Linked DNA regions of Homo sapiens: regions 2, 3, 4, 5 and 6 are each linked to region 1. Evidence: chromatin loops called from intact Hi-C (ENCODE). Cell type or tissue: PC-3. All regions are shown on one strand. Region 1 has its middle 710 kb from the start of SNORD151. Region 2 has its middle 620 kb from the start of IGFBP3. Region 3 has its middle 730 kb from the start of IGFBP3. Region 4 has its middle 560 kb from the start of IGFBP3. Region 5 has its middle 380 kb from the start of SNORD151. Region 6 overlaps LOC124901626 (a long non-coding RNA gene).

Region 1 (5,000 bases):
ACAGGATTGGTGTGCTGGGAATGTTTGCCCTTAAGGGGGTTGCGAGACTCTTGGCATGAGTCTGTGGGACCCACTTCCTTCCTGTCTTGCGCATGAAGTCATCCCATCCAGCGACTCTGGTTCTGTCTTCTGGATGAAGAAAAAGCAACAACAACACAACAACAATCTAGCCTTCTTCTAAATTTGAGTTTTGAATCCTTTATTTATTTATTTATTTTTAAATTTTAGTGTAATTTTATTTAACTAGATAAAGCCTTCTCAAGTGTAATTTCTTTCTTTTTTGCTATGTTTCTTCCGTGGCTCCGCATAGATTTCAGATGTTTCCAAGAAACTTTCTTTACTGAGGACAGGGTGGTGGGGACATAGGGATTTTGCCTTGTGTGTTTTGTGTAGTCCTGTCCTTTCAGCTGGCCTTGGTTTACCAGTGAAAACAGGGGCTTGGCATTTGTCTTATCCATGGCCTATATCCTTGCCTTACAGTCTTATCTTTAGGATGTGTCTCTATTTAAGCCCAAATTGATGTACTTTATTCATTTGGTTTATTCATGTTTCTTTTCTTCTCCAATAAATGTTTATTGAGCCTCTATTTGCCATTCCGTGCTATGTTTGATTATGGCTCAAGCTATGTCAAGGATTAGAAAGTGTCTTTTATGAAGCACAATCTGAGTAATGTGTTCCACAAGAGTTTATCCCTCCCAGTAACCCAGAAAGAGATATGTATTGTTATTTCCCTTTAAAGGTGATAAAAGCAAGGTCCACTGTCTCATGAGTAGCATTTACCAGTGCCAGAATGAAAGCCTGAGGGGAATGACTCAAAATCCTACTGTGTCTGTGGACTGAACTCACAGCCAGACACAAAGCAATGCTCCCAAAAGGAGAGAGAAGAAAAACAAACACCAAAAGAAGATTGATTGTTGTAATTCCTTTTTATCTTGCCAACAGAATCTTCACTGAGAAACCCAAGAGGCAGGAGGGGAGACAAAAGGGTTTGTTGTGTCTTTCTCCCTACACTGTCATGTTTCCTGCCTGAGTCCTATGAGGGGACACCACCATAGAGGCCCGGTGAGGCCAGCACCATGGTGTCAAAGTCTGCCTTGTGTACCTTTGCTCATGTCACCTCTTCTTTTCTCCACTTCCAAATTCTCTCTATCCACTTCTTGAACTCTTCTTTTTAGCCCAGTTTAGCCTCTCGTATGCAAGTCCCTTCCTCTGTCCCCATTGCCCCAAGGATCCATTGCCTTGACTTGCAAGCATCTTCTTGAATTTCCTGCTAATTTGAACTGAAGAGATGGAAATGCACCTTAAAGATTGGGTGGGAAGCCAGCCATGGCAATGTCTGATGCCCAGACTTGGGAGAGTGGTTGGGTGCTGTAGGAAAGAGGTGGTTCTCGGTCCCAGTGTCAGCTTGTGTTTGGAAATGTCTGCATCTTTTATGGTTTCACTACACTGGCCAGATTCTGACATCTGATCAGCACTCCTGTCTCTGACATCTGATCAGCACTCCTGTCTCTGTTAGTTCTGGTAGCGTCAGGGCTCCCAAGGGACTCTGACTTTTCATCTTCTGCTGGACAGTTAGTGTTCCCAGTTGTTGATCTATAATCCCACTCTTGACAAGAGAAATAATAAATAATTTCTGTATCACTAAACTGTGTAAAGAATATCAAATACTAGGTAAAATTTCCTTTAATAATTTTTTATCACCTGTGCTTTATCCTCACATAATTCTTTCCATTATTTTGCCATATTATTATATCTACATTTTTAAAGGTACTACGCAATTCCTATTTTTCAGGTGAAGAAACTGGAACTTAGAGAAAATGGGTAAGGCAGCAGCACTGGGTTTTGAATCCAGACTGTCTGATTTCAGAACCTTATATCCTAACTACAAGAAAATGTATTTACTTTGTCTCGTTTGCCTATCCCAGAAGCTTCCAACTTGGAAATTTTTGGAAACTATCGTATTATAGCATTCACTGCCCTTCTCACCCAAGCAATAATTGTTTCATTGTCACGTGTGTGTAAACCAATGTGAGGCTCATTTTCCTAATTTGCAAAGTGGGATAAGAATACAGATTCTGCAGGGTTACTTTGAGTCAGAAGTTAAAAGTAAGTGAACGTGCTGTTGGAACTGTGAGTACAGACAGAGCTATGCACCCATAAATAGTGAAATACCAGATCTTTCTGCACTCAAACATTACCCATGTTGATTTATAAAAAAGAAACAATGATTTCACCCTGCTCGATCACTGCCAGGCTTGATGGGATGGTAGATAAAAAGAAAAAATAATGAAGTGTAGGAAATATGCACTTCCTCTTTATGGTTATTAATTTGTTTTTGTTTTTTTTTTCTTTCTGTGCAGACTCTTCAATTGTGAGTCAGATCATAAATCATTGCTTCACTTGTGGGTTTTGGTGGAGTCAGAGTAGATGACTTGAGAGTCTATTTGCAACATCTTTTCCCTTTACCTGGCTCTGCTGGACTTCAAAAGCCTATTTTTATGTGCAGGGTAGAATATGGAGCTGGAACACTAGGTATTCCCGGCTTATTTTTGACATCAAGCCTCTCGTTGGAAAAACCAGCAATTATTAAGAGGTTTCAGTACATTTTAAAAGCATATAAAATCAAAGTTATTCAATACTGAATCTAGGGACAACAATGTATTTGGAGATTTATTACCTCCCAACACATATCTTTTAGTTTACCTTTTTTATCCCAAATGAATTTAATTTAAAATATAATCATTATAATTATACTATATAAGAATATGAACCATGCTGCCTTGGATCAAGCAAGGTTTCAGCATTGGACATCTTCCAAGAGACTCTGAGTCAGGCACGTTCAAGATGTTCTGCAGATGCATCTCACAGGTTGATCCAGCATGCAGAGGTGCTTTAAAAAGATAACTGAGTCAGCTGGGCACAGTGGCTCACACCTGTAATCCCAGCACTTTGGGGAGGCCGAGGCAGGCGGATCACGAGGTCAAGAGATCGAGACCATCCTGACCAACATGATGAAACCCCCATCTCTACTAAAAACACAAAAATTAGCTGGGCGTGGTGGCACATGCCTGTAGTCCCAGCTACTCAGGATGCTGAGACAGGAGAATCGCTTGAACCCGGAGGCGGAGGTTGCAGTGAGCTGAGCTCGTGCCACTGCCCTCCAGCCTGGCGACAGAGTGAGACTCCATCTAAAAAAAAAAAAAACAGATAACTGAGTCATGGTGCTGTACAGCCAACATAATCAAAATGTGGGCCTTCAGCACTGAATCCATTTGGCCTTACTCAAGCCTCAGCTTTCAACCCCTTGTCTTCACCACATGTTTCCCACATACCAATTCACTCTCAAAACTTACTTCACCAGGCATGACTGACCTCTTTGGGACTTAGCATCTCAACAGTGTATTCCATTTCCTCTCTGTGATTTCTGTCATCATTCAGGCTTGAGTGACTTCTCATTACAAAATCTACTGTAGGCCATGGCCTTCACTCCTGCGTGGATGTCTCTCTGTTAGATGACCAGGGTCTTAAGCAGATGACCCACACTGACTTAGGGAGCCTGTGATTCTAAAATCAGCTGCATGATTAACTCCCGTGCTTTGACTTAGATGCAGGAGACTTTTCTTTCCAAGAGAAAGAGCAATTGCTCTAGGGAGAGTGGGAAGCCTACCTCTTCCACGGGCTAGCTGAGTGACATTGGTAACTTACTTGACATTTCTGGGACATGATTACCTAATCTGCAAAATAATATTCATTACACCTATAATCTAAGGTTGCGTAAAGATTAAATTAACTTGCTCATACTAAGTGACAGCTCTAACAGATGCTTAACAAATTTCAACACGTCTTCCTCCTTTGTAGAATATTTTGTATCACTTTTTTGGCATTTTACATGCAATGCATCATGGTTAATTATTGGGGTTGTAAATCCTTTGCAAAAAAGAATCAGGTTTTATATTTTTTAATGTACTCTTGAGTGTATTCCAACCTCTTTCTCATATATTATAAATACTCAATGATTTCCAAATAGACATGTAAAGGAAATTACTGTTCTCTTTTTCTGTGCTCAGTGGAAATATGCTCCACCTGTGTCTCCTTTTCATCCCCTTTAAAACTCTTCATCGTGTGGCTGCAGATTCACTACCGTCTTCCAATTTATCCAGTTTACCTGGTGCTGCGTGGCCTGTGCTGTCTTCCCATGACAGCTCTGGTTCCCATCCTGACTCCTCCTTCCCTTGTGCCCACAGCCAAGTCTGATGGGCATGGGAGAAAGCACAAGGGAGGACGTGTTCTGGGGTGGTATTCCAGAGAGCAGGAGAATCCTGTGGACTCTCTCTGCATTATGCTACACGGATTGCCATTTTGCTCCTCAGGTACCTGAGTAAAGATTGCCATTTGTAAGGGAACAAGCTTCCTGAGTGTTCCCAGCTGCAGTAATATTTAGCCTCAGCAATCTCCAGAACAGTACACAGAGCGAGGCCCCAGCTGCGGGAGCCCTGAAGACGCCTGAGTGAAGGGGCTCTCTTCTCAGCAACATCAGTCAAGGCCAAAGGGAGACCAGCGAGCCTCCTCTTGTTCCACAGGGCCCCTGCACTCCCTTGGACACATTCCTCCTCAGGAGTAGGAGTCTGTGTCTTAAAGCATGAGCCAGGCGACAGTAACACAGACCATGCCCCACTGCATCGTGCATGAATGTTTTGTCTCATGCCATGTGACACAGGGAAGGGTGCAGGCCTTAGTGTCAGCTCTGTAGAGTTCTGCTTTCACTCTAAAGACTGTTATTTCCCTCCTATTTTATCTCCTCATCTGCTAAAATGAGGCCAATTGCAGTCTGTCTAATCTTCCTTCGCCTCCTCCACAAGCTACAGTCCCCTTTCTCATGTGACTTCCATTGCATTAAGTGTTGTTTACATATCTTTCTCCCTAAGAAGGCCTTATGCTCCTCTATGGTAGAAATAGTCCTCATTCCCCTCATGGTCCCTGGGCCCAGGCTAGCTCCAGAT
Region 2 (5,000 bases), 210 kb after region 1:
GTGCTAGATATTATAAATAGATAATTATATAGCTATTATCCATGTGTGCTGGTGTGTGTATATATAGTTTCTATATATATATACACACACTTGTATATGTGTGTGTGTATATATATTATATATGTATATATGTAATCACTAGTGTGGTGGTAAAACTCTGGGAACATATAAATATACATCAGTAGAGAAGTATTTAAATAAACTATGAAACATGTATGCAATTGAATGTCATATGCCAATTAAAAGGAGTTATATATATATATATAAACTGACTTTTGTATATTTAAATAAACTACACATAATAAACTACACAATTTGATAACTTCTGAGACATATGTGTACCCATGAAACCAACAACACATTCTGGATAATGAACATATCTTTTACTACTGAAAATGTCCTCATGTCCCTGTGTAATTTCTCCATCTTGCCCTTCCAAAGCCCCTTCCATCCCCAGGGAACCACTACTTTCTCCTTTTTGTAGATTATTTCCAATTTTTCTGGAATTCTATACAAATAGAATCGTATTTACTTTTTTTGTGTTGCTTCTTTCATCATATTTTGAGATTTATTCATTTGGCTTCTATCAGAGTTCTTTTTATTGCTGAGTAGTATTCCATTGTGTGGACACAACCCAATTTGTTTATCCATTCACTTGATGAACATTTGGTTGCTTTGACTTTTGAACTATTACAAAATTAGCTACTTTGAACATTCCTGTACATGTCTTTGCATGAACATATACTTTCATTTCCTTGGAAAAATACCTACAAATGAGAAGACTATCATATAGTCAGTGGATGTTTAACTTTATAGGAAGCTGTTAAACTGTTTTCCAATGTGATTGTACCAATTTATATTTCCACAGACTGTGGATTAGAGTTTCAGTTCCTCCACATTATTGTCAGCACCCTTGTAGTCATTGTTTCCAATTTTGATCATTCTAGTAAGTATATAATTGTGATTTTTCTTTATATTTCCATAATGACTAATGATATTGAGCATCTCTTTCATGTGCTTATTTGTCATCTATTTAGTACCTTCTTCAGTATCTGTTCTAATTTTTTGTCCATTTTTTAATTGGGTTGTTTGTTACCTTATTACTGGGTTTTAGAGTTCTGAATATATTCTTTGTTTTTAAATAAACACAAGACAATGAAAAAGCTGTATATGAACATATATTCATTTGATGAAGAATATTATGGAAGGATACACATCTTGCTGTTAACATTGTATATCTGGTGATTTGGAGATATTGATGCATGTGATGAGGAATGAGAGAGGGGTAATGCCATAAAAAAGTAAAATACGTCCAAGACAAAAAGAAAGTATTATATGAAGATGGTGATTTAAACATATAAAGATGTGCATGAATAAATGATCACCAAAATGTTTACAGTATTTATTTCAAGATGGTCTAATTTCAAGTGATTTTTATCTCTTTATACTTCGATCAGCCGTATTATCATTTTTAAACCTGTATAATTAAAACACTAATTTTCATTGTTAACTAAACAGAATATCAAGGAAATTAAAAGTCTGAGTCACTGGGAGGATAGTGGTGATTTGAGGGAGAACCATGAATTTGGTTTGGGCCACCTGTATGGCATGAGAAAAGACAAAATCTTTTGTGGACTTCACAAGTGAATATTATTCATATTGTATTTCATTGCTGTAAAGGAGAGCTTGGGTCAAAAGAAAGCTTATAGATAAAATGACCATAGAAGCACTAAATTGTCCCTTAATCTTCCTAATCATGGATGTAGTCATCTATCTTATAACTAAATTTTTAATAAATTGACGACCACTCTGAGGTTTTAAAAGTGTTTCACCTTGGTGAACTTTGGGACTCAGATTTTGGATCTACCACTCTAATCAGATCTTTCATTTGCATAACTGGGATAAATGCTTGCATTCAGATGACTCATCACCAGCCTCTTTAGTGACTCATTTGTTTGATTAGTGAAAAAGCTCAAAAGAATTTTTTTTCAACACCATGGTGATAACAAGTTTTAAGAAGTTAAATAAATACCAAAATGCAACCATGGTTGTTGGGCATTTTCCTACATTTAACTATGTAATAGAAAACTTGACATAACTACAACATCCAAAAATTCTAGATAGTCATAACTGACAATGAACTCAGAGGTCAACCTGCTCAACCCTTATAATGAGAATTCCACAGATACTTATTGACCACCTATCATGTGCCAGGCACTACATATCAAAACCTCTAGAATAAAGTTAAAGCAAAATTTAAAAGGATGTTTATAGATTTGAATGTCCGTATACAAATAAGTAAAATATATACCATTTATAACTTCAATTATGTTAAATACCAAGGAATAAGTCTAACAAAGTAGAAACAAGATCTCTAGAAAAAAAATACATAAAACATTACTGGAATGAATTAAAGAATATCTAAATATTATGTTTACACTTAGAAAGACACAACATTGAAAAGATGTTAAGTTTCTTCAAATTAATGTGTAGATTTAGTGAGGTAACAATAAACATCTTTGCAGGATGTGTGTGTATGTGTGTGAGCATGTGTGTGTGTGTGTGCATGTGAGTGTGCACGTGTGTGCATTGGTATGTGTGTGTGAAAGAGAGAGGGAGGGAGGGAGAGAGAGAGGAGAGAGAAAGAGAGACAGAGAGACATAATGAGATGATTCTATAATTGATATAGTATTATATTGTATACAGCCAAGAATGACAAAGATCTTCTTGTAAAGGAAGTAGGTTTTGCATCAGCTGACATTCACAATTATTTGATAATTACATTATTAAGATTTTGTGGTGTTGATAAAAGGATGGAAGAATAGATCAATGGAATAAATGAAGAGCCCAGAAACAGTCCACACATATAGAGTAAGCTAGCAAACTGGCCATATAGATTACAAACTTCCCACTGTCAATGTCCATTCCATTTCTACGGGGTATCAGGGTGTCGACTTCATTCTGACTACTTCCTGCTGGCTGCAGGCCTTGCTAGGTGCCTGAGGAATGGAACTTACTTTCTTGGAGTTTGAAATATTTCTGTGTTCCTGGGATCACAGGGGTAACATGTCAAAGCATCATTGGATGAGGGGGTAAGATCTGGGAAAAGTGATCCTGTAACCCTATGTATGTTGTATAGCAACAGCATAACCCACAGTAAAGAAGTATGGCCTATTCCTAGAAACATAGCCAGAATGATGAGTAGTTTTTTTTTTTTTTTTTTCACCAGGAGGGTCCTGACTCAAACAAAAAAGAGAACCACTGGTTTAGTAACATCATAGGTTTGGGCATTGCATTAATTTGTTCATTCATGTCCTGGAGGGCAGAGATGTTTTCCAATTTATTTTGAATATACACCCAACATTCAGGGTTTCTTGTGTGTTTACTGTGGTCTCTAAGATGATAATCTAAACATTGCAAGAAAAGGATGACTCATACTTTCTTTGACATTCCTGCAATCGTCATCATTTTTGTTCTGTTTCGTTTTCAGTCAGGGGATAGACAAGTAATAACTATAAAATATATGACCCTGATATCAATAAGTAAGTCAATAAGTTTGTTTCCCACTGTTAATTGTACTCAGAGCTCCTGTGGAGATATCACAACAGGTTGATTAAACACACATTTTTAACAGGTTGCAGGGGGAGCTATGAATATTTACGGAGGTGGTCCTGACACATGTGTATTGAATAAACATCTGTATAACATATGGCCCATGCTTATTTTGGGGTGGAGACTTAACGTCTAAATATATTAAAATTAGGTCTTGTACATCAATAGGTCTATTTAGGACACAAATAGATCTAATTACAAAAGGGCTTAATTTCTGTAAACCAGCCAGAATTAGGCCATGGTCTGTGGTCTTTTTATCTGGATAAAGTCACTGAAATCAGTCTTTTGTCTAATTAAAGCTGCAGTTATAGCTGGCGGAATAGGGGCTGGGGTCAGTTAGTCAGCATCTAGAAGAGATGCCATTTGTTTTAACGTTGCTTATCTTGGGGCCAGTGCTTGTTTGGCTGCTTGAGAAGAAGATAAACCTTGTGGCAGTTAGAACAGAGTATACTTTTTAAGCCTAGGAGTGTGTGACTTAACCCTTGCCTGGCATGGTCTTAGGTCCTGGTTATAATTTGGTATGTTATTGCCACAAAGAGTCTGTCTTGTCAGTCTTATGGTCTCTATTTAAATGTTAATGCTGCTCAGTTGTGCCTAAAGTTTAAATGGGGAAGGGTATAACAAGGCACATTCAACCCTCCCCTTCCTTTCATGGCCTGAACTAATTTTTCAGGATTTTTTTTCAGGGGATTTCCTTGGTCAAAAAGGAGGGGTTCATTTAGTCAACGGGGGCTTAAGATTTTATCTTTTCCGTGGTTGTTTCCCTGTTTTGGGTCAAGATATACCAAAAGCACTATCAATGGCCTAGCTTTTATTTTATTCCATATTGATGCTGGGGTGGTGTGCTACCTAACCCAAGTCTCTCATGTCCCTCAGGGAGACCCCTGTGGCCAAGGGGCTTAGAGTCAAAAGACTTGTAGCCAATTAATAGTTTCAGGCCAGATGAGAATGGAGGTGAGCAGGCACTCATTAATTCTCAGAGCCCTTCTAAGTAATATGAAAGCCAAAAATCAAAAGCCAAAAAGCAAAGTTATAAAATTAACTTATCATCTATCATCTATAGGTTCTACGAGTTGAGCTACTGTAATCTTGGTTCATAGAAATTAGCTATACAAAGCACAGCATTTTGTTAAAACCATTTAACTAAGGAATTTAGAGACTTTTGCTGTGCCATAATGCTTTTTGTGGTCTTTTCAGTAATTTGTTTTAAGGTGGCTGATATATATATATATATATCATATATATATATCATATAGATATCATATAGATATATAGATATCATATATATGATATATATCATATAGATATCATATATATATATATGTATAGTATATGTATTTCCTGGGACAAGAAATTCTTTATGGTTGGGATGGATGGAAAGGGACCAT
Region 3 (5,000 bases), 98 kb after region 1:
TCCTCGACTTCTGGAGTGAGGGCTATTATGGTGGGAAAGGCCAAGTGGAAGCTGCTAGAATCACATCAACCTAAAAAAATAGTAAATCAAAAGCAATACTACATTCTTGGAGGGACTGGAAAGATTATTGCCACCATGAAAAAACATGAAAGATTCAGGGGTGGCAATTCTCACCACATCCTCATTTGTCTCTATTTGGCCTGTGCAAAAGACAGATGGATCTTAAAGAATGACAGTGGACCATTGTAAGATTAATCAAGTGGTACCTCTAATTGCAGCTGCTGGACTAGATGTGGCTTCATTGCTTGAGCAAATTAACAAATCTCTTGATACATGGTACCCAGCTATTAATCTGACAAATTCTTTTTTTCTTTATACTTGTCCAGAGGCTGATCAGAAGCAGCTTTGTTTTCAACTGGTAAGGCCAGCTATACACCTTAACAGTCCTACTTCAGCCTCATATTAACACTCTAGCTCTATGCCATAATTTAGTTTTCAGGGATCTTGATTGCCTTTCCTGTCTACAAGATATCATGCTGGTCCATTGCATTGATGACACTCATTGGATCTGGTGAGCAAAAAGTAGAAGCTGCTCTAGACCTCTTGATAAGATATTTGTGTGTCAGAAGGTGGGAAATAAACCCAACAAAAATTCAGGGGCCTTCTAACTCAATTAAATATTTAAGGGCCCAGTGGTGTGGGGATATCAAGATATCTCTTCTGAAGTGAAGGATAAATTGTTGCATCTTGCCTTTCCTCCAACTAAGAAGGTGGCACAGTGCCTAGTGGGCTTCTCTGGATTTAGGAGGTAATATATTTATCATTTTGGTGTATTTCACTGGCCCATTTACTGAATGACCTGAAAAGCTGCTGGTTTTGATTTGAGCCCAGAATAAGGGCTCTTCAAGAGGTCCAGGCTGCTGTGCAAGCTTCTCTGCCTCTTGGGCCATATGGTTCAGCAGATCCAGTGGTTCTTGAAGTGTCAATAGTGGGTGGCGATGCTGTTTGGAGCTTTTGCTAGGCTCCAATAGATGAATTAGAGCACAGGCCTTTAGGACTTTGGGGCAAGATCCTATCGTCATCTGCAGAAAACTGCTCTCCTTTTGAGAAATAGCTTTTTTTTCTGCAACTGACAGTTTAATTGTAAGCCACAAATTTACCAAGCAACTTGAGCTGCCCATCATGAACTGACTATTAGCTGACCCATGAAGCCATCAAGTTGGCTGCATGCAGCAACACTCCATCATCAAATGAAGGTGGCATATACTTGGGGTATATGAGCAGGCCCTGAAAGCACAAATAAGTTACATGAAGAAGTGGTTCAAATTTTCATGGTCTCCATTCTTGCTTCATTACCTTCTGTCTCTCAGCTACACCTGTGGGCTCCTGGGGAGTTCTCAACAATCAGTTGACAGAGGAAGACAAGACTCAGTCCTGGTTTAGAGATGATTCTGCATGATATGCAGGGCAGCTGCAGCACTGCAGCCACCCTCTGGGACATTCCTGAAGGACATTGGTGAAGGGAAATTTTCCCAGTGGGCAGAACTTTGGGCATCCATCTAATTGTCCATTTTGTTTGGAAGGAGAAGTGGCTAGACATACAATTATATACCAGTTGATGTCTAATGCTTTGGCCTAATGGTCAGAGACTTGGAAGGAGCACGATTGGAAAATGTCACAGAGAAGTTTGAGGACAGTTTTTCCCTGAATGGAGAAAAAGTGGGAAGATATTTGTGTCTCATGAGAATGCTCATCAAATGGTGACCTTAGCAGAGGAGGATTTTAATAATAAAGTGGATAGGATGACATATTTTGGATACCAGTTAGCCTCTTTTCTAAGCCAACCTTGTTATTAACCAATGGACTCATGAACATATTGGCCATGTGGCAGGCATGAAGGTTATGCATAGGCTCAGCAACAGGGACTCCACTCATTGATGCTGAAGTGGCTATGGCCACTGCTGAGTGTCCAATCTGCCAGCAGCAGAGACCAGAACAGATTCTCAGCCCCCAGCCCCATAGCATCATTCCTGGGGTCATGAGACAGCTAGGTGGTGGCAGGTTGATAATATTAGATAGCTTCCATGATGGAAGGGGTAATGTTTTGTCCTTCCTGGAATATATACTTACTCCGGATATAGATTTGCTTTTCTTGAATGTTTCTGTCAAGACTACCTTTGGTGGACTCACAGAATGCCTCAACTGTCTTTAGGGCTTTAGCACTTTGGGGCAAAATCCTGTCTTCATGTTATTCCACCATCATGTTTTTCCATACAGCACTGCTTCTGATCAAGGAACTCACTTAATAGCTTAAGAAATGTGGCAATGGTCTCATGTTCAGGAACTCACTAGTCTTACCACATCCCCCACTATCCTGAAGTAGCCATCTTGATAGAATGGTTGAATGGCCATTTGAAGTCTTGGTTACAGGACCAGCTAGGTGATAATACCTTGAGGGTTGAGGCAGTGTTCTCCAGAAGACTATGTTCTGAATCAGCATCCAATATTTGGTGCTGTTTGTCTGATAGCCAAAATTCTTAGGTCCAGAAATCAAGGTTCAAAATTGAAGTGACACTACTCATGACTTCCCCTAGTGTCCCATTAGCAAAATGTTTTCTTCCTGCTTCCATGACTTTATGCTCTGCTGACCTAGAAGTCTTCATCCTGGAAAAAGAAATGTTCCCACCAGAAGACAAAATCATGATTTCATTAAACAGGAAGTTAAGAGTGCCATCCACCACCTTTGGGATCTCCCTTCTGAGTCAACAGGCCAAGAATTTACTGTGTTGGCTGGCATGACTGATCCAGATTACCAAGGGGACACTGAACTACTACTCCCTAGTGGAGGTAGAGTATGTCTGGAATACTTAGAGCATCTCTTAATATTACCATGTCCTGTGATTAAAGTCAATGGAAAACCACAAAAAGCTAATATATTCAGGCCATCTAATGGCCCAGACCCTTCAGGAATGAAGGTTTGGGTCATCCTACCAGGTAAAGAACCACAATTGGCTGAGGTGCTTGCTAAAGTCAAAGGGAATACAGAATGGATAGTGGAAGAAGGTAGTTATAAATACCAGCTACAAACACATGACCAGTTACAGAAAAATGACTCATGACTGCAATTGTCACAAGCACTTTCTCCTTACTTTGTTCTGAGTATGTTTTTATGCATATGTATGTGTATCTTTTATTCTGTCTTATCTTGTTGCCTTGTAACATAAGATGTATTTATTTCGTATTGTAGTATTTAAATATTGTTAATTTACATTATAAAATTTAAGTTATAGAATACCAAGGAGAAGAATAAACATCACTCAGGGCTTTACCTCTGCTTCTGGGGAAGGAGTTAGTGCATTACTGGTAGTACATAGGATAGGTGTATCACGTTCAGTGGCATTGTGACCTTGTTATTGTTTTTATTTGAGGATTAATTATGATTTGAGGTGAGGCATTTGTGTGCCAAGTTGACAAAGTTTGAACTTGTGATGGTTGATTCTACATGTCATCTTGACTGGATCATGAGGTGCACAGTGCTATTTCTGTGTGTGTTTTTTATGGTTTTTCTGAGTTGAATGAGAATTTGAATCTGTGGACTCAGCGAAACAGATTGCTCACCCCAATGTGGTTGGCCATTACCCAATCCATGAAGGGTTGGAGTAGAACAAAAGACAAAGAAAAGAGGAATATGCCTCTTCTTTCTTCTGCCAGCATGAGCGGAAACATCCCATCTCATCTCATCTTCCCTGGCCCTCAGACTGGGATTTATACCATTGGCTTCTCTGGTAATCAGGCTTTTGGGCTTGGATTAATTTGCATCACCAGCTTTCTGGGATCTACACCTCTCAGAGTGCAGATCATGGAATTTCCCAGCCTCTGTAGTTTCAAGAGCCACTTCCTCATAATAAATCTCCGCATATATCCTACAGGTTCTCTTTTTCTGAAGAACACTGACAAATACATTTTTCCCTTGTCTGACAACTCATTCTGCTTATTATTATAGATATTTGTGTATTTAACCTGTTTTTACTGAATAATGATTTTTTTGCAAGGGCAAGCATTGGATTTCCCCCATTTCTACATCATCTTTAGGTCCTGGCGATCTGTTTGGGTACCTAAGAGCTTCAGAAAGTGTTTCAATGGAAATGAATAAATTAGCAATTGTTTGTCTGTGTGCTCACTCATGCAAATATAACTTTTTTTTTTCTTGAGATGGAGTCTTGCTCTGTCACCCAGGCTGGAGTGTGGTGGCGCACTCTCAGCTCACTGCAAACTCTGCCTCCTGGGTTCATGCCATTCTCCTGCCTCAGCCTCCCGAGTAGCTGGGACTACAGGCGCCTGCCACCACGCCTGGCTAATTTTTTGTATTATTTAGTAGAGATGGGGTTTCACCATGTTAGCCAGGATGGTCCCAATCTCCCGACCTCGTGATCCGCCCGCCTCGGCCTCCCAAAGTGCTGGGATTACAGGCGTGAGCCACAGTGCCCTGCCAATATAACTTTTTTCTATTGTCTTTAACATTTTGATTTTCTAACTTATGCTTCTACATTGTAAGTATTTCCAGAAAGAGATCAGAAAGAGAATCATGTAGATGCTCACTAAAATTCAATTCTTCAGGCAATTCTCCCTCAAAAATCCACAAGTGAAGCCACACTGATATTTGTATGGGATTTTTCTCAGGGAGTTCTCATGTTACACTAACATCCACTTCTTGGTATTCATTATGATTCTTTTAATACTGAAAGATTTTCAGAACTTCTTGCTAACTTGGAATCATCAACTGGCTCTAGGTGGGCCCAATAAGGTCTTTTCCTAATTCATCCAACCACCCAACACAGTATTAAAGGACTCTTGTTCAAAGCATTTATGTTATTTTTTAGCTTCCAGATATGTTTTTTACTTTTTTCAATATTTTACCTCTTCTTCATTATCCCTGACCTGATCTTTTAGATGTATGTTTAACTCTTAGACATATGGTCAATGCTTTTTTATTATTTTGT
Region 4 (5,000 bases), 270 kb after region 1:
ACCTGGCCATCAATCAATATTTCTTAAATTAATACATAAATAAATGCATGAGTGGGCAGAAGGATAGATGAATTTCACATTCTGTGTGAAGAAGAGTTTACTTGACAGTAATTTATACTTAAAAATACAAATGCAGGAGTCATGAAATCAAAGCTGGGGTTCCCTCACAAACCATCTAGTGTCTCTATGGGAGTTCTTCCACTGGGAGAACTGAGGTAAGGTGCCCATGGCCTCCCAGCCAGTAAAGAACACATCTGAGCTCAAAGAGGTGCTGTTTGCCTTTACACCCGGCAGGTAAGAAGAGCAGAGTCAAAGACAAAAGGAGGAATGAGGGAGCCTTGAAAGATTAAATTTCAGAATTAGTCATGACTGGCTACTGATGGTCATGTTCCCTTCCATGCATATCACTTGCTTTTACTGTTTGAAAATTCTCCACATGTATCACCTCATCTCCGAGTCCAAAGATAACCTGAATAGGTGATCTGGACATCAGTTAAAAGGTAAGGAGATGAACATCTTTCTTTATGGACATTTGGATCTTAATATGTTTGTAAAGCATGCAAACATCTTTTAAGCTCTGTGTTCTGCACCCTTGAGAAGATGTCTGTATTGCAGTGGTTCTGAAACTGTGGTAGCCACATCAGCAGCATCAGCAGCTCCTGGGTGCTGGTGAGTAACACGAGTTTTCAGGCCCCACCCGAGACCTAGTGAGTCAGAACCTCAGGACTGGGCCCAGCAGCCTGCGTTGTGTCAAGACTTCCAGCTCATTCTAAGGCACACTCAAGTCAGAGAACCACTGTTGTGTTATTGGTGCAAACATCCCAACAGAGAAAGTTAGACATACAATTTATGAAGACGTGGAAGAATAAGAGATGTCAAGGTATCTGTAAAGGAAGAATAAAATCTTATTTAGATTGTTAAAGCCCAGCAAATATGTAGTGTTTAATTGACATCCAGGAAGGTTGAGTCATTTGTCAAAGTTCACACAGCCTCCTAGGAGTTTAAATCATTATGAGTTTAAAAAGACATTTAGAATGACTACTGAGAATAAAAATGAAAAAGGACAACAAAAAATATTAAATAGGAAGCGATTCCAAATGCTAGGAATTGCTAAAAGAAGCTAGAGAGGAATTTATCTGTCAAAGCAATGCAGTTTGCTTTTTTCCACCCTGCAGTACTAAATCATGCTTTTAATTCAATAATGGCATGTAAGAATAAGCTCATTAAATGAGTTAAACTTTTGTGACCCTGAAAACTAGTTTTCTGCATGTTGAATCTGTTGAGAGCACAGCTGAGACCCATCTTCTACCATCTCTGTTGACATTTTTATCAGGTAAGAGGTCACTATGGTAATTATAGAAGAGAAAAATATAAACAAGTGCATATTTATTGTATTTCAGATTTTATCTTCTGTGTCTTCTATCCTCATAGGATGCAACTATCTTTCACACTGATAAGAGTGGCCTTCCTCCATGTTCACTCTGTCAAATGCCTTGTCACTTCATGTTGGATGATAATGTCTATGTCCATGTGAATGAAAGATTCAGACAGGCACAGATTTCAAACTCTCAGCAATTAAGAACAAATAAATTTTGTAAGTAAGAAATCGAAATTTTTTAAAAGCTTAACATTTGTTTCACTTATTTAGAAAATATGATTTTAAGCATTTACACCCTTTTTTTAAACATTAAAAATTGCGATGAGACACACCAATGTATGAGCCTGTTTATCACGTGGCCACATAAACTCAGGAATGGAGGAAATGTGATTGATGTAAATTTATAGTAAGTGGTTAGTGACTCAGGTGGTAGGTTGATAAAAAACTACTCAGAAAAGGCAGAATGGACCTCAGGCTAACAAGGCTGGATTGTATATGTTTAAATATCTTTAAAGATAATGCATTGGCCAAAGAGTCAGGGAATTGCCATGAACACAGAGAAAAGACAGTAGTTGTGGCAGAGGCAGATAAGACAATTGACCCATGGACAGCAATTGCTACTTTGCAAAAACCACAGCTGTACTGCCCTGACCACGCTTTTTAGATTACCTGCTCTCATTTTTTTCTGATCCTGTATCTCATAAAGCCTTGCTTTTGCCAGTTTTCCAAATATGGGAAAAAAATGCCTGGTCAAACCACTGTGCATTCCAACCTGCAGGAGGATTTTTGTTTATCTTTGTGAATTAGTAACACTGGCATTGCTGTTGAGTTCATTTATTCATCCAAGTATTTCCTTAGAAAGGAGCTTCCTGGGTTTCTGAGATAGTGAGCTCCCTGGTAGGGGAGAAAGATAGCATGCAGGTGTTACTATGACTTACTTTGGAAAGCGACCCAGTGGGACACAGCCCAGGGCAATGATCTACCTGTCAAGGAGGAGGTAGTGGCACCAACTGCACTTTGGAGAAAATGACACCCTTGAGCTGGTTCTAAAATGACAAATACAGTTTGGCCAGCTTTGTGTTTTTGTTTTATTTTGCCTTAAAGGAGTAATAGGAAAGGACTTTGAGGCAGAGAAGGGGACAGAAAAGCAACCCTCTAAGTAGAGTGCCCCATGCGGGGGGTGGTGTTGGGAGAGGAAGTGTTTCCACTAGTAGCCTTCGAGTTGTGATGTGGAAACTTCCACCTGCAGTGCCCAGGGCAGGGCAGAGAAGTCAGGCTTCAGGGAACACTAGGCTCTATTCCACAGGCAGATGTCAGGAAGGAGGAAGTGAAGAGTCAGCAGAGCACTTCACTTGCTGGTAGCAGGTGGAATATGGATCGAGAGACAGCCAATGGATTGAGAGGTGGAACATGGATTGGTTGAAACAAACAATAGAAATATTGTGTGATCCACAAAGGCAATTTTAAAATTCTTTAATAGCCACAAGAAACAAGTGAAATAAATGTGATAATGTAATTTATTTAACACAATACATTCAAACTTTTGTCATTTAAAATGTCATCAGTACACAAATTTATTAATGATAGTTTACACTTACTCTTCTTGTACTTGGTGTTTGAAACCTTGCATGTATTTTACACATAAAGCATATTTTTATTTACAGATGCTAAACTCATCACAATTACTCGATCTGTGTTTAGATTTCATTAAATTTAAAGTTGAAGAGTACATTCACATGCCGGAGTTTTTCAGAGATTCTGAAAGGGTTTTTTTCTCTCTCTTTTGTTTTTTTGTTTTTCTGTTTTGAGATAGAGTCTGGCTCTGTTGCCCATGCTGGAGTGAGGCAGTGTGATCTTGGCTCACTGCAACTGCCACCTCCTGGGCTCAAGTCATCCTTCCACCTCAGCCTCCCGAGTAGCTGTGACCACAGGCACATGCCACCATGCCCAGGTAATTTTCTGTGTTTTTGATTGAGACAGGGTTTCACTATGTTGCCCAGGCTGGTCTCAAACTCCTGAGCTCAAGCAATCCAACTGCCTCGGCTTCCCAAACTGCTGGGATTACAGGCATGAGCCACCATGCTCAACCAGAGATTCTTAAGTTTTCTAACAACTGAATTCAGTATCTATATTTTCTTGATTTAATGCAATTAAATACTACTAAAACTTCAGATAACTGGTTACACCAGTCACATTTCAAGTGCTCAGTAGCAACATATGGCCATTGGCTAGTGTATTGGACAACTCAGGGATAGAGCAAAGAGACTTGGAGGATAGGATCCATTTGGAAGATTTATGTTGTAGTCACAGAAATTATGACAACAGTTTAAGCAAGGTTAATCATAGAAGAATGAATATGAGATGGAATATTGGAGAACTATTAGAAGGCATAATGGACAAACTTAGTAAGAGAGAAAGGGAGTAGTCAGGCAAGTCCCCAGGGAGCTGGTGTGAGGGAGTGAGCAAATGGTGTTCTCCCAGGAAGACTGTGTGTGCAGGAGAACACAGGAGTTGAGAGAGAAAGAACGACTTCTACTTTGGACAAAGCAATTCCAAGGAGCCCATGGTACTCTGAAGCAGACTGACCACACACAAATAGCCCTGGAGGATTAGTTATTTGAAGAGGGTTGGAAAGTAGTTATTGAACTTTGAGAGCTATCGGCAGGTGGTAGTCAAAACCCGCCAGGCTCTATGAGGTCTTTGTTGAAGTGAGTCCATCTCTGAGGTGCACATCTGCTTCAGCGCACAGAGAAAATTAGAGTTTGAGCCTGAAGGGTCCTGGCACAGATTGTGGCCTAGGTTAATTTGACTTAAGTACTGCCTGCTGCTGACATCTTGGTAGGCAATTTGCTAGTGTCTTCGGGAAACTCCTAGATTCATAACTTTGTTCCATATTTGTCTTCCAGATTTTGCAGGTGTCATCTGCTTGTCATCAAAGGCTTATATGCAAATATATTTAAGAAACGTTTTCCTTTCTTTACTGATCCCTAATAGATAGTAGTTATGTGTCTGGTAGGTTACATGCAAATTAAACACATATGAACGGGAGAATTCAAATACACTGAGGAAAGCTCTAGATACTAGATGTGGTGTTATTTTTGTAAATGTAAAAGCAGTCACAAATTGTACAAGTTACCACTAATTAGTACAGAAATTTAATGAAATTTTTTTTAGTACAGCAAATAGGAAAACTCAGTTTTAAGTTTGCATTTTATAATATTACAATCATTAAATATGAACTCAATTCAAATTGGAGAAATTTAAGCTTTAGAATGAAAAGATTTATTTCTACTTTTATGGAAGAAAGTAGAATTCTTTCATCATTACTGTACTTTTTAAAAATTATTTATTATACTTTAAGTTCTGGGGTACATGTGCAGAATGTGCAGTTTTGTTACATAGGTAAACATGTGCCATGGTGGTTTGCTGCACCCATCAACCCATCAACTGCATTAGGTATTTCTCCTAATGCTATGCCTCCCCTAGCCCCCACCCCACAACAAGCCCTGGTGTGTGATGTTCCCCTCCCTGTGTCCATGTGTTCTCATTGTTCAACTCCCACTTATGAGTGAGAATATGCTGTGCTTGGTTTTCTGTTCTTCTGAAAGTTTGCTGAGAATGA
Region 5 (5,000 bases), 340 kb before region 1:
TTGGAAATAATAATAACATACATGGTCTGGGGAGTTTATCCCAGAGACCTTTATGTGTAGAATTAGGTTTAATCCTCACCACCCTTGAGTGAGGCAGGTGCTGAGGTGATCACTTCACAGATGGGAAAACTGAGGCCTGAAGGTTTAAACCCTTGTTCTGGTTACAAAGAGAATAAGTAGAGGTGAGCTGATGCCTAGACCTCTTTTCTAGGGAAGTCTCCCATTCATTCCACATTGGGGGTTTGCTCTCCCACAGTATCTTTCATTGGAACCACAGCTCTGGGAGATTGTCTCCACTTTGTAGATGAGAAACAGGTTAGAGAAGTGTCATGTCAGAGCTGGGATTTCAGCTCCGGCTCCTGTGACCTTCCTGGCATGATTGTTCTCCAAGGAAGATGAAGGTGGCAGTGGGTGTTAACTCCAGGAGAATTCAGAGCAAGTGTGGGCAGCTGGGGGGATCTGGAGGAAGTGGGGATCCAGGGCCCATTTCTCAGGAGAGAAACTCCTGGGTTTGGGACTTATTGATGAAAGACAACAATGGGGTAGCCTGAGCTGAGGGTGCCACTGCCATGGAGAAGTCAGGAACAGTGTTTACTGCAAATGTGAGGTGTCATGCCTGGCCACCAAGGAGGGCCAGCGATGGGTGGCTACAGTTCAAAATATAGGTTTGGTGAGTGGGCCATGGAGAAGAGAAGGGAAGGAGAGGAAAGATTATACAGCCCTGGGAAACTGTCATGGTTTGGGAGAGGAGGAGGAAAAACAACAATAAAGGGCAGTGAGCAGTTTGTGGCCAGAGGTTCAGGGACATCCAGAACCATTGCATGTCTGGGGAACCAAGAGAGGGCCATTATATGAAAGGAACAGGTGTGGGAGCCCCAGCCAGGGGATGGGCAAGAAGGGGCTGGGAGAAGATGTGGGGCTGGGGTAAGCCTGCTGAAGGCATTTCCACTCTGCCTTTTTCTGGGGCCCTGAGGGGACTCGCTCTTGGCCTGCGGCTATACTGTGGGATGTCTCTGTCCCACCACAGTGTGTGCCTGTGAGTGAGGCTCAGCCTTACTCTTCTCAGTCTCCTGCACCTGACTTACACCTCCTTTCAGGAAATGACAATGAGGACATAGAGGTGTTTGTTACGGATCAATTTCAAGTAGAACCATAACCCAAAGGGGCAGCACTCTCACAGAATGATCGACTTCAGCCAAGGGACAAAAGGGTGTTTGCTCATAGTGGAAAAGGAGAGAGAGAAACTAAAAATTAGGAGCGGGAAGTAAGACTAAGTGCAAAATCCCTGAGAGATTCTAGGTGAGCTGGCCATCCATTTAGGAAGAGATGGGCTGTAGGAGTAAAGTCTCATCACTGAGGAAGGTGCCTGGGTAGGTAGTGCAGGAGGAACGTAACCTGTATCTTAACCAATCAGCACTTTGAAATCACAAAATTCAGAACTCCCTGAATTCTGGATCCAGCCAGGACTGGATCCTTTCATGGGTTGAAAGGCTCATTCTAGTCACTGGAGCTTATGGAAAACTAAAGAGTATTTTTATCATGAATATTCCATTTTTGACATCTGTTAAGTATTAGGAATATCTTAGACACTGCGCAGAACACGAACTGAACACTCTTGGCAGGGGCTGCTGGTGAGTGTGCTCTTAGGTAAAGTAAGCGGACACAGACCCCCTGTTCAAGAGAGGAAACCATGGCTGTGTCATCAAATGGGCCGCCCTGGGAGACACCTGAGCAGTCAGGACACACCCAGAGTTGTGCCTTCAGGGTTTTATCGTCTTTTCACATCACTTTTTCCTATTATCGTGTCATGCGTTCCCATTTTGCCAGTGAAGAGTATGAGCCTCAGAGAATTTATGTGCCATTTACCTGGTAAGTAACCAAGTTGGAATCAGAATGAGGAAATGCAGGGAAAATTTAAATTTCATTCCTTCATATCACAAATATCTCTTGACATGTGTTTAATTAAAGTAACGAACTGAGATTTACTCCATGGGGAAACTGTAGTCTCAATAAAGGCACTTGGGCAACTCCAACTCCTTGACTTCTGGTAGTTTACATTCTTGATGTGATTTTTGTATATATTTAGGAGGCTAAAGAGGCCAAAACCAAAAATGCAATCTTTTCTATGTATTGTTTAAAAGTGAATAAAAAGTATTCCTTAATTTGCTTTATTAGAAAAGTATTTCTTTTAAAATTCCTGATCCTTTATGCATTAGGGCGAAGGGTGAGATTTGCACCTTGTCACCACTAGATGGCAACATCTGAGCGTAGAGTTCAGGCTCAGCGCGGTGGGCACCAACATTCCACAGGGCGCCTGACATGCGGCCTGGGATGGCGCCTCAGAAGGTTGGGCCAGCCAGCCAGCAAGCACCTGTTCCCTGATCCTAAAATAAACCATGGCGGGTCAAAACTCCTAATTGGTTCTATACACCTCTGAAGCCCAGCTCTCCTCGCATTCCACCCTGCTTGAAAAACTAGCAATGGCTCCCTCCAAAGACTAATGTCACCTATCGTCCCCAGATAGAGATTTGATCAATCCTTATTTCTTGACTTTTTCTGTGCCCTGTGTTGGGGAGTGTGGTGTGTCCAGGCCCATCAGAGCTGGCCAGCCAGCCTGGTAGAGGGGTATTGCTCATGGCCATAGAGCCACTGAGCAGGACAGCTGGCCAGCACCCTGGACGACTGAGGATTCTGTCCACAGACACAGACTCATCCACAGAGCTTGTGAGCCATGTAGGACATTTATCCGTGTGCTTTTGGCTGAGTGCAGACATCCAGAGGGTCAACCAAATGGATTGCTTCAAGCAGGTGGCAGCGTGCCTTCCCCGGCATGCTGAGCTGCTGGCCTTCTCCCCACCTCAATTCATTCCTTGCCTGCCCACTACCAGACACATTTAACCTATACCTCTTTGCCACTGTTTCCTCACAGTTGGGCACAGCATTTGGCACAGCTGCTGGAGGAGTCTCCCTGGCCTTTCTGCCCTGAAGAAATCACTCCTGAGCTGTGTGGCTGGGCTCAGGGCCTTGGACTCTGCAGCTGGGATCTCTGGGTGGGATTCAGGCACATGCCTTGAAGCACCCAAGTTAGCAGCAGTCGTTGAGGTGTTTGTTAGTCTATGAACCTTTCCAGTACCCACTCCCTCAGTGGCTCACTGTTCCAGAGACTGCACCACATCCTGGCTATGTGATGTGAATGTCTGATTCATGCCTTCCAGGGCAAACAATCAAGTCAGAGGAAGAGGCAGAGAGATTCTAACATGAATATAAGGGTTGAAGTCCACGGGAGGTGGGGAGGCAGAGGGAGGATGATTGCTCCATCTGGGACTTGGGGAAAGGTGCAATTTGGTAGATAGAAGGACCTACAGGCATCCACCAGGCTTGAGAGAAGGTCCACGCACCCCCTCTTTCTCCTTCTTCAGAATTTCTTCTGGCTTGTGGGGCCTACCTCCTTCTACAGAAGTTGGATTGAGAAGGGTGGGGCTGTGCTCCTCCTGAGTGTGAGGAGATCCAGAAACCTGGTCCTTAGGCAAATGTCTAGGTCTTTCTTCACTTACATGAGGCCTGAGCTACTTCCCCTTGGGAGGAGGTGTGGCATTGCTCCCTCTCTTTGGCCTGGAGCAGGTAGCCTCATCTGGCTGTTCCCTGGGAACCTGGTACGTTCGCTTTCCACAGTGCCCTTCCCACACTGGCCTTGGTTCACATATGGGTAATCCAGGATCTAGCTATGGGTTGGGAAGGAGTCGGGCTGTGTAGTCATTGGCTGCTTTGGTTCTAAGTTTCAGGTCTTTCAGCTAGATGGAGTTCTCTCCAATGGCTCCAGCGAGGGCTGGGAAGACAAAATCTAATAAAATAAAGCCTGTCTCTTTGCTCCGCCTTCTCTCTATGAATGTCAGCATGTTATGAGTCTAATAGTCTACTTGGCAAATCATTCTTTCTTCTTTTATATAGTATGCAATTTCAAAGAAAATTTGTATTTGTTTGTAGTCTTGAGTTCAAACCTTTTAAATTTTTAGATGGCCAGAAAATTAATTAGATAGGCATGAACTTCAGTGTTTTGTTGGATGGCTGACGGTTACGAAGCTGTTAAAGGATCTTCACATGCTTTTGTTTTCTGTTCTGACTCTGTATCAATTCTTTTGAACAGCAATTAGATGACAATTAAAGAATCCTAATGGGAAGAGATCTCTCAAATGTCTGGTTCTGTTTTGCTTTGTTTTGTTTTCCCTGCACTCTATCTCTAGTGTCTCAGTTTGTTTAGGCTGCTATAAAATACCATAGACTGAGTGGCTTCTAAACAATAGAAAATATATTTTTTACAGATCAGGAGGCTGCAAAATCCAAGATCAAAGCCCTGGCAGATTTGGTGTCTGGTGGGAGCTCACTTCCTGGTTCACAGAGGGTGCCTTACCTTGGTGTCTTCACATGGTGGAAGAGATGAGGGAGCTCCCTGGGGCTCCTTGATAAGGGCGCTGATCCCATCATGAGGCCTCTCCTGTCCCCTACCCCGATCTGATCACCTCCCAAAGGCCCCACCTCTAATACTGTCACTTTGGGGGTTATTTCAATGTATGAATTTTGGGGATATGAACATTCAGACCACAGCACCTACCAAATGTAATGTGAGGCAGCATCAAAGTGCTCATGATTGCAAGTTTTCTGCTCAAAAGTGGGACATTCCTAATTGCCAGAAGAGCTTGGACCATCCCCAGAATAGGCATCACTCCCTGGGTAGGTGGAAAAACACAGAGGGTCTTGCCCACAGCTAACGGATGAGTTCTCTGAGGGATTCCGGTGGACTGTTTCAAGGCAGCGTTTTAAATCCTTTCTCAAGAAAGGAAATTGTGGGACCCTGGGGAAATCTCGTTACACATTTCTTTTGCCCTATTTGAAATATGAAGTGATGAGTTTTTCTGTAATCTTTCTATGGAGGCACCTATATCCAAAAGGACAAACAAGCAAGACTTGTAAATAAAGAAAGTTCAAGCAGCAGGTTTCCACTG
Region 6 (5,000 bases), 180 kb before region 1:
CTTTTGTCATTTGATCAATTTTATGTGGGCCACACCAGACATAAGTAAGCACTGTTGGAAGATACCAGGAAATATAAGTGTGAATACAGTCGTGCATTGCTTAACAATGGGGATACATTCTAAGAAATTAAAATTGCACTATTAGGCAATTTTGTCTTGTGTGAACATCATAGACTGTACTTACCCAAACCCAGATGGTAGAGCTTACTACACAGCTAGGCTATATGTATAGCCTGTTTCTCCTAGGCTGCAAACCTGTGCAGCATGTCACTGAACTTGATACCGTAGACGAGTATACACAATGGTTCCATACTTTTGTATCTAAAGATATCTAAACATCAAAAAAGTAAAGTAAAAATAGAGGATAAAATATTTTTTAAAAGGGTGCATATATATGGAGAACTTACCATGAATGGAGTTTGTAGAACTGGAAGTTGCCCTGGGTAAGTCAGTGAGTGAGTGGTGAGTGAATATGAAAGCCCAGTGAGTCAATTACTCAACACTATGATAGATTTTATGAACACTGTGCATTTAGGCTACACTGAATTTACAAAAGAGTATTTTTTCTTTCTTCAGTAACAAAGTAATTTTAGCCTACTGCAACATTTTACTTTATAAACTTTTAAATTATTTAAACTTTTTGGCTCTTTTGCAATAACACGTAGCTTAAAATAAAAACACATTATATACCTGCTACAAAAACATATTCTTTCTTTATGTCCTTATTCTATAGGCATGTATCTATTTTTATTTTTCTTACTTTTTAAACATTTTTGTCCAAAACTAAGACAGAAGCACATAAATTAGCTTAGGGTTACACAGGGTCAGGATCATCAATATCAGTCTTCCATCTCCACAGCTTGTCCCACTGGGAGGTCTTCAGGAGTAATAACGTGCATGGAGCTGCCATCTCCTATGATGACAATGTCTAAGACCTGCCTGAGGTTGTTTTACAGTTAACTTTTTTTATGAGTATAAAAATACAATAAAAATATCAACAAGAATATAGTATGCTAAATGCATAAAGTGGTAACATAGTCACTTATTATCTTACCAAGTAATATATTCTGTACATAATTGTATGCACTATACTTTTAAACAACTGGCAGCATAGTAGTTTTGTTTACACCAGCATCACCACAAACACCCGGGTAATGCATTGCACTATGATATCACTAGGCAGTAGGAATTTTTCAGCTTCATTATAATCTTATGAGACAGCTGTTGAATACACAGCCTGTTGTTGATGGAAACACCATTGTGTGGTGCATGACTCTATGCTTTAGATTTGGCCCTCATGGAATAGACCACTGCAAGGTCAATGCTAGAGAGAACTCCTTTGCAGGAGAGAGAAATATGGTGGAGTAGAGGAACAGGGGAGTTCTGTGGATGACCTCTTTCATCTGGGCTTTGGAAGATGGGAAAAGCTTGGTCATACAGAGATTTGGACTAAACGTTTCATGAAGAGGAAGCAGATTACGAAATAATTACACAGAGGTCAGTAGTTCAACTGTTTCACCTAGAAACTAAGGTGGAAATTATACAGAAGTTAGTCTTTTCTATACTGGGCCCAAGAAAGTGAGCAAGGGCAATATGTTTTTGTTTGTTTTTTAGCATCTTTACAAGTTTTTTCCATCTGGTTTGTCTCAATTATCTTTACAAAATTCCTTGATCTGTAGATATAATTGTTATAATATTGTAATAATATTATCCTTCTATTATATTATAATTTATCTGTAGTTACATTATTTGATTTATCCCTATTGTATTCCATGCTTGTTTGGTTCCAATACTCAATAATAGCTTATAACTGAAATGTCAATTTAATCCTACAAACATTTAAAGAGTATCCAATACCTAGGTAATTATCCTGTTTTACAGGTGAGTCGATCTAAGCTATACTTATATGATTAAAAATAATTAGTTTGAGTTGTCTTTTGCTCTAATTGCTCCTTACTTCACTCGAAGTTCTTATTGCTCAGCTGCAGAGTATTGTGTAAGCACAGCAGGGAACTTTTATTTTGACTCTGTGTTAATGTAAAAATTATGCTTAATAATACAAGGAAGAATGATTCCAGGGTGTTTAGCCATGTGTTGCAATGGTCATTATTTCCTTCCAGTATACTTATCTCTGAACCGATCATTTTATTGGCTCTTTGGTTATAAATGTTTTCAGGAAGTGCTTTCTGAAACAATAAATACCTCTCTGTCCCATTATCCAAAAATTCCCTGCATTTCATGCCTACATTCAATTTTGGCTACACACGGAAAAAAATAAATAAATAAATAAAAGTAGCTTTTGTTAATCAGGCCTACAAACTAAAACCTAAAATTTTGGAATTAAAAACTAATAATTTGATAATTTTTTAAAAGGAATGTTGGAGAATGTTTAGTTCCAACTCTCACTTTAGTGGAGTCTGTAAGAAACAAATAATTATTATTTCTAGAAAGAATAACAATGTCTTTATCTGTATAGCCTACAATGTGCTTCAACGCTTTAACTTGTGTGTTCATCCTGAAGTGGGTGCTCTTGTCCTCATTTTAGAAAGGAGGAAATGAGTCTTGGAGAGGGTAGGGGACTTGTACCAAGTATAGGAGCAAGGAAAAAAGTGAAGTGACTCAATCACAGTGAGCCCTCTTCACAAATCCAGTGTTGTTCCCACTGCCCATCAACTGAGAAGCTGCTTTTCCTCTTAAAAACAAAATAAACGTAGAAACAAAGAAACAAAAATCCTCTCTTCTACTCTGGATTCAGATGACAGTCGTATTTTGCTCAAGAATATTGAGCAATCATAAATGAGTTTTCTCCCCTCCACACTGGAGATAAACCACAACTTATTATAACAAAACTGGTCACTGCTCTTGCCAAAGTATTTCATCAGCTTCTGGCATGCGTTATATCTTGATACACTTATCCAGCATGATGGCTGGCGTGATCCTCTGCCTATTTAGTATGTAGGCTAGTTCAGCAGAGGATTTAATGACAGGAGATTTTTCTTTGGCTCCAGGGATCGGCATGCACAGACAGGACCCTGTGTGAATTCCCCAGCATGTGATGATAAGATACTTCCAGTCTGCCAGCATCAAGCAGCTTCATTAATTAAAAACACATTGCGTGTTATCACTAAAGATTGATTTTTCTAGGAAGAATTACCCTTTGGCATTTATGATGAGCATGAAGAAGAACAGATAATACAATTACTGACAGGACTTTCCTCATTTTAGGACAGCAAATATTTAAGATTAGGATTAAGATTTCAGGAGAGACAGCCTTTGTGATTATTCTGCAAAGGAAATATTTGGGACTGCTGTTTTCGTTTTGTTTAGGCTGACCCTGGGAAGTAAACATTTGCTCAGCCATACTGAGTATCTGTGATTTAATGGGATATGGGCCCTAAACATATTTTAGTACTTCACCCCTTTATGCTTAAAACAAAACAGTGCAAAATAAACAATAAATGGACTAATAAAAAGTTTATATAGCTGCCAAGTGCTGAAAAAAGTCTGGTGAAGTCAAGTTATCTGTTTGAAGGAGATTACTGATATTTTCAGCAAGAAGGGCAGTGTTGTGAGAGTGTCTGGCCCTCATGGCACCAATGTAGAATGATGATGCAGGAGAATCTGGGTTCCAAAGCCACACAAGGAACCATTTATATTTTTGTCCAGCACGATGTAGATATTCCCAATATCCCATCAAGTGGTTGCGTAGTCCCTGTTTAAATTCCTTTGCAGACCTCATTATTTTACAAAATCTGTGATTAAACTAGAAGAGCTCAAATTGATAGGAAATCCTCCTAGAGTGGAAGTGATACTTTTTTACTTCCTGCTGTGACACATCAAAACTTTTCTATTTGAAACTTCTACATGTTGGACCTAAGTTTTCTCCTTTCTTACACTAAATGTCCTCCATGAAGTCTGCTACTTGCCACTTAAATTATCCAGGATCTCCTGGGTCTTGGACCCCTGCAACATCCAGGATCACCTCTAAACACATGGCAGTTTGCAGTGACTCAAAGTCAAGCACAGTAATCCAATGGCAAGTGCAACAAAACATCGTATCCTTAGGTTTCCACTATTCATTTACATTAAAGCTGCCTATGTTGAGTTTAGATGTTTAGGCAGAGCTTTCACGGGTATGTCATTTTTGAGTTGATGATGTAGCCTATGATGGCTTTTCTTCCATGAACTGCTGTTTAAATAAGTTCCCTTCTGCTTGGGTCTAGTTGAAGTGAGAGAATCAAAGGTAGATGTTTTTACCCCATGAAACACTGCCTCACTAGTTTCAGCCTTTTCTTTCAGCCACTTAACATCTCTAAAAATCTAACTTTACAATCCTTTGCTTTATTGACACAGCCTTGCTCTATGGCCTCTGTTTACCTATCTTTTACGTCCTATTGAAGATATTAGTGGGCGAATGTTCCTAGTAGATAGAGCTACCCCTTAGTCTATTCTGACTGGCTGTCCACAGAAATGTAGAAAAGTGCTCATAGGAGGGTCTACTTACAAAGTTATGACATTGACATAAATCATTTGCATTAGGTACATCAAACACTGGGATCCTTAACATTTTTTCCTCTCCTGTCCATTTTGATTTAATATAAACATAAGCTGGATGTATCATGATATCAAACACTTGTAGGTTACTTAAAGATTGCCCCAAACATGGAAACTCAGGAAAAATGTCAACGTAATTTGAATTGTTCACATCATATTTATGTTTTAAAAAGTTTACTGAATATTGCTCTATCAAACGACTTGTTTTGGTACCATCTAAAACCAACTAAGGCTCAGGTTGAGGAACAGGGTAGAATGGTTGCTGTTTATGGATATGTAGGAGGATTTGACATGAAAGTTCACTGGTTGTAGATTTGTGTTGGCTCACTTTTATTTACTTAGTGAAATCTACATGCCTTAGATGGCAGGTAAAGCACAAGACTGCTCTGATCTTGGCTCTCATGACATTCCTGTGCAACTCTCATTTTACTTCAGGCTCTACCTCT

The links. Hi-C counts contacts between places; a loop is a spot of excess contacts. Peaks named below come from ENCODE experiments on the same cell type or tissue, not always from the same donor. Only the 100,000 strongest peaks of a DNase experiment are listed, where the experiment ranks them.
Region 2: it touches region 1 in a loop (8-fold over the local background); 4 of 110 quality-filtered maps call a loop at or near these places.
Region 3: it touches region 1 in a loop (4-fold over the local background); 4 of 110 quality-filtered maps call a loop at or near these places.
Region 4: it touches region 1 in a loop (12-fold over the local background); 2 of 110 quality-filtered maps call a loop at or near these places.
Region 5: it touches region 1 in a loop (5-fold over the local background); 7 of 110 quality-filtered maps call a loop at or near these places.
Region 6: it touches region 1 in a loop (2.9-fold over the local background); 4 of 110 quality-filtered maps call a loop at or near these places.

The regions. Positions count from the first base shown.
Region 1 is chr7:46,750,371-46,755,370 of GRCh38, reverse strand. No RefSeq gene overlaps it. Among named protein-coding and RNA genes, the nearest start is that of SNORD151, 710 kb to the left of the region's middle. In PC-3, no CTCF peak of the experiment used is centred here; DNase peaks (open chromatin) are centred at 800 and 2,320; H3K27ac peaks cover 2,148 bases.
Region 2 is chr7:46,542,973-46,547,972 of GRCh38, reverse strand. No RefSeq gene overlaps it. Among named protein-coding and RNA genes, the nearest start is that of IGFBP3, 620 kb to the right of the region's middle. In PC-3, no CTCF peak of the experiment used is centred here; DNase peaks (open chromatin) are centred at 1,952 and 3,392; H3K4me3 peaks cover 405 bases; H3K27ac peaks cover 3,422 bases.
Region 3 is chr7:46,652,850-46,657,849 of GRCh38, reverse strand. No RefSeq gene overlaps it. Among named protein-coding and RNA genes, the nearest start is that of IGFBP3, 730 kb to the right of the region's middle. In PC-3, a CTCF peak has its summit at 2,611; a DNase peak (open chromatin) is centred at 2,769; H3K27ac peaks cover 620 bases.
Region 4 is chr7:46,482,752-46,487,751 of GRCh38, reverse strand. No RefSeq gene overlaps it. Among named protein-coding and RNA genes, the nearest start is that of IGFBP3, 560 kb to the right of the region's middle. In PC-3, a CTCF peak has its summit at 2,153; DNase peaks (open chromatin) are centred at 691, 1,831 and 2,011; H3K4me3 peaks cover 382 bases; H3K27ac peaks cover 2,965 bases.
Region 5 is chr7:47,086,249-47,091,248 of GRCh38, reverse strand. No RefSeq gene overlaps it. Among named protein-coding and RNA genes, the nearest start is that of SNORD151, 380 kb to the left of the region's middle. In PC-3, a CTCF peak has its summit at 2,246 (motif pointing right); DNase peaks (open chromatin) are centred at 2,258 and 3,178; H3K27ac peaks cover 994 bases.
Region 6 is chr7:46,930,867-46,935,866 of GRCh38, reverse strand. The region is part of intron 1 of LOC124901626 (a long non-coding RNA gene); the gene reads left to right. Among named protein-coding and RNA genes, the nearest start is that of SNORD151, 530 kb to the left of the region's middle. In PC-3, a CTCF peak has its summit at 2,518; no DNase peak of the experiment used is centred here; H3K27ac peaks cover 168 bases.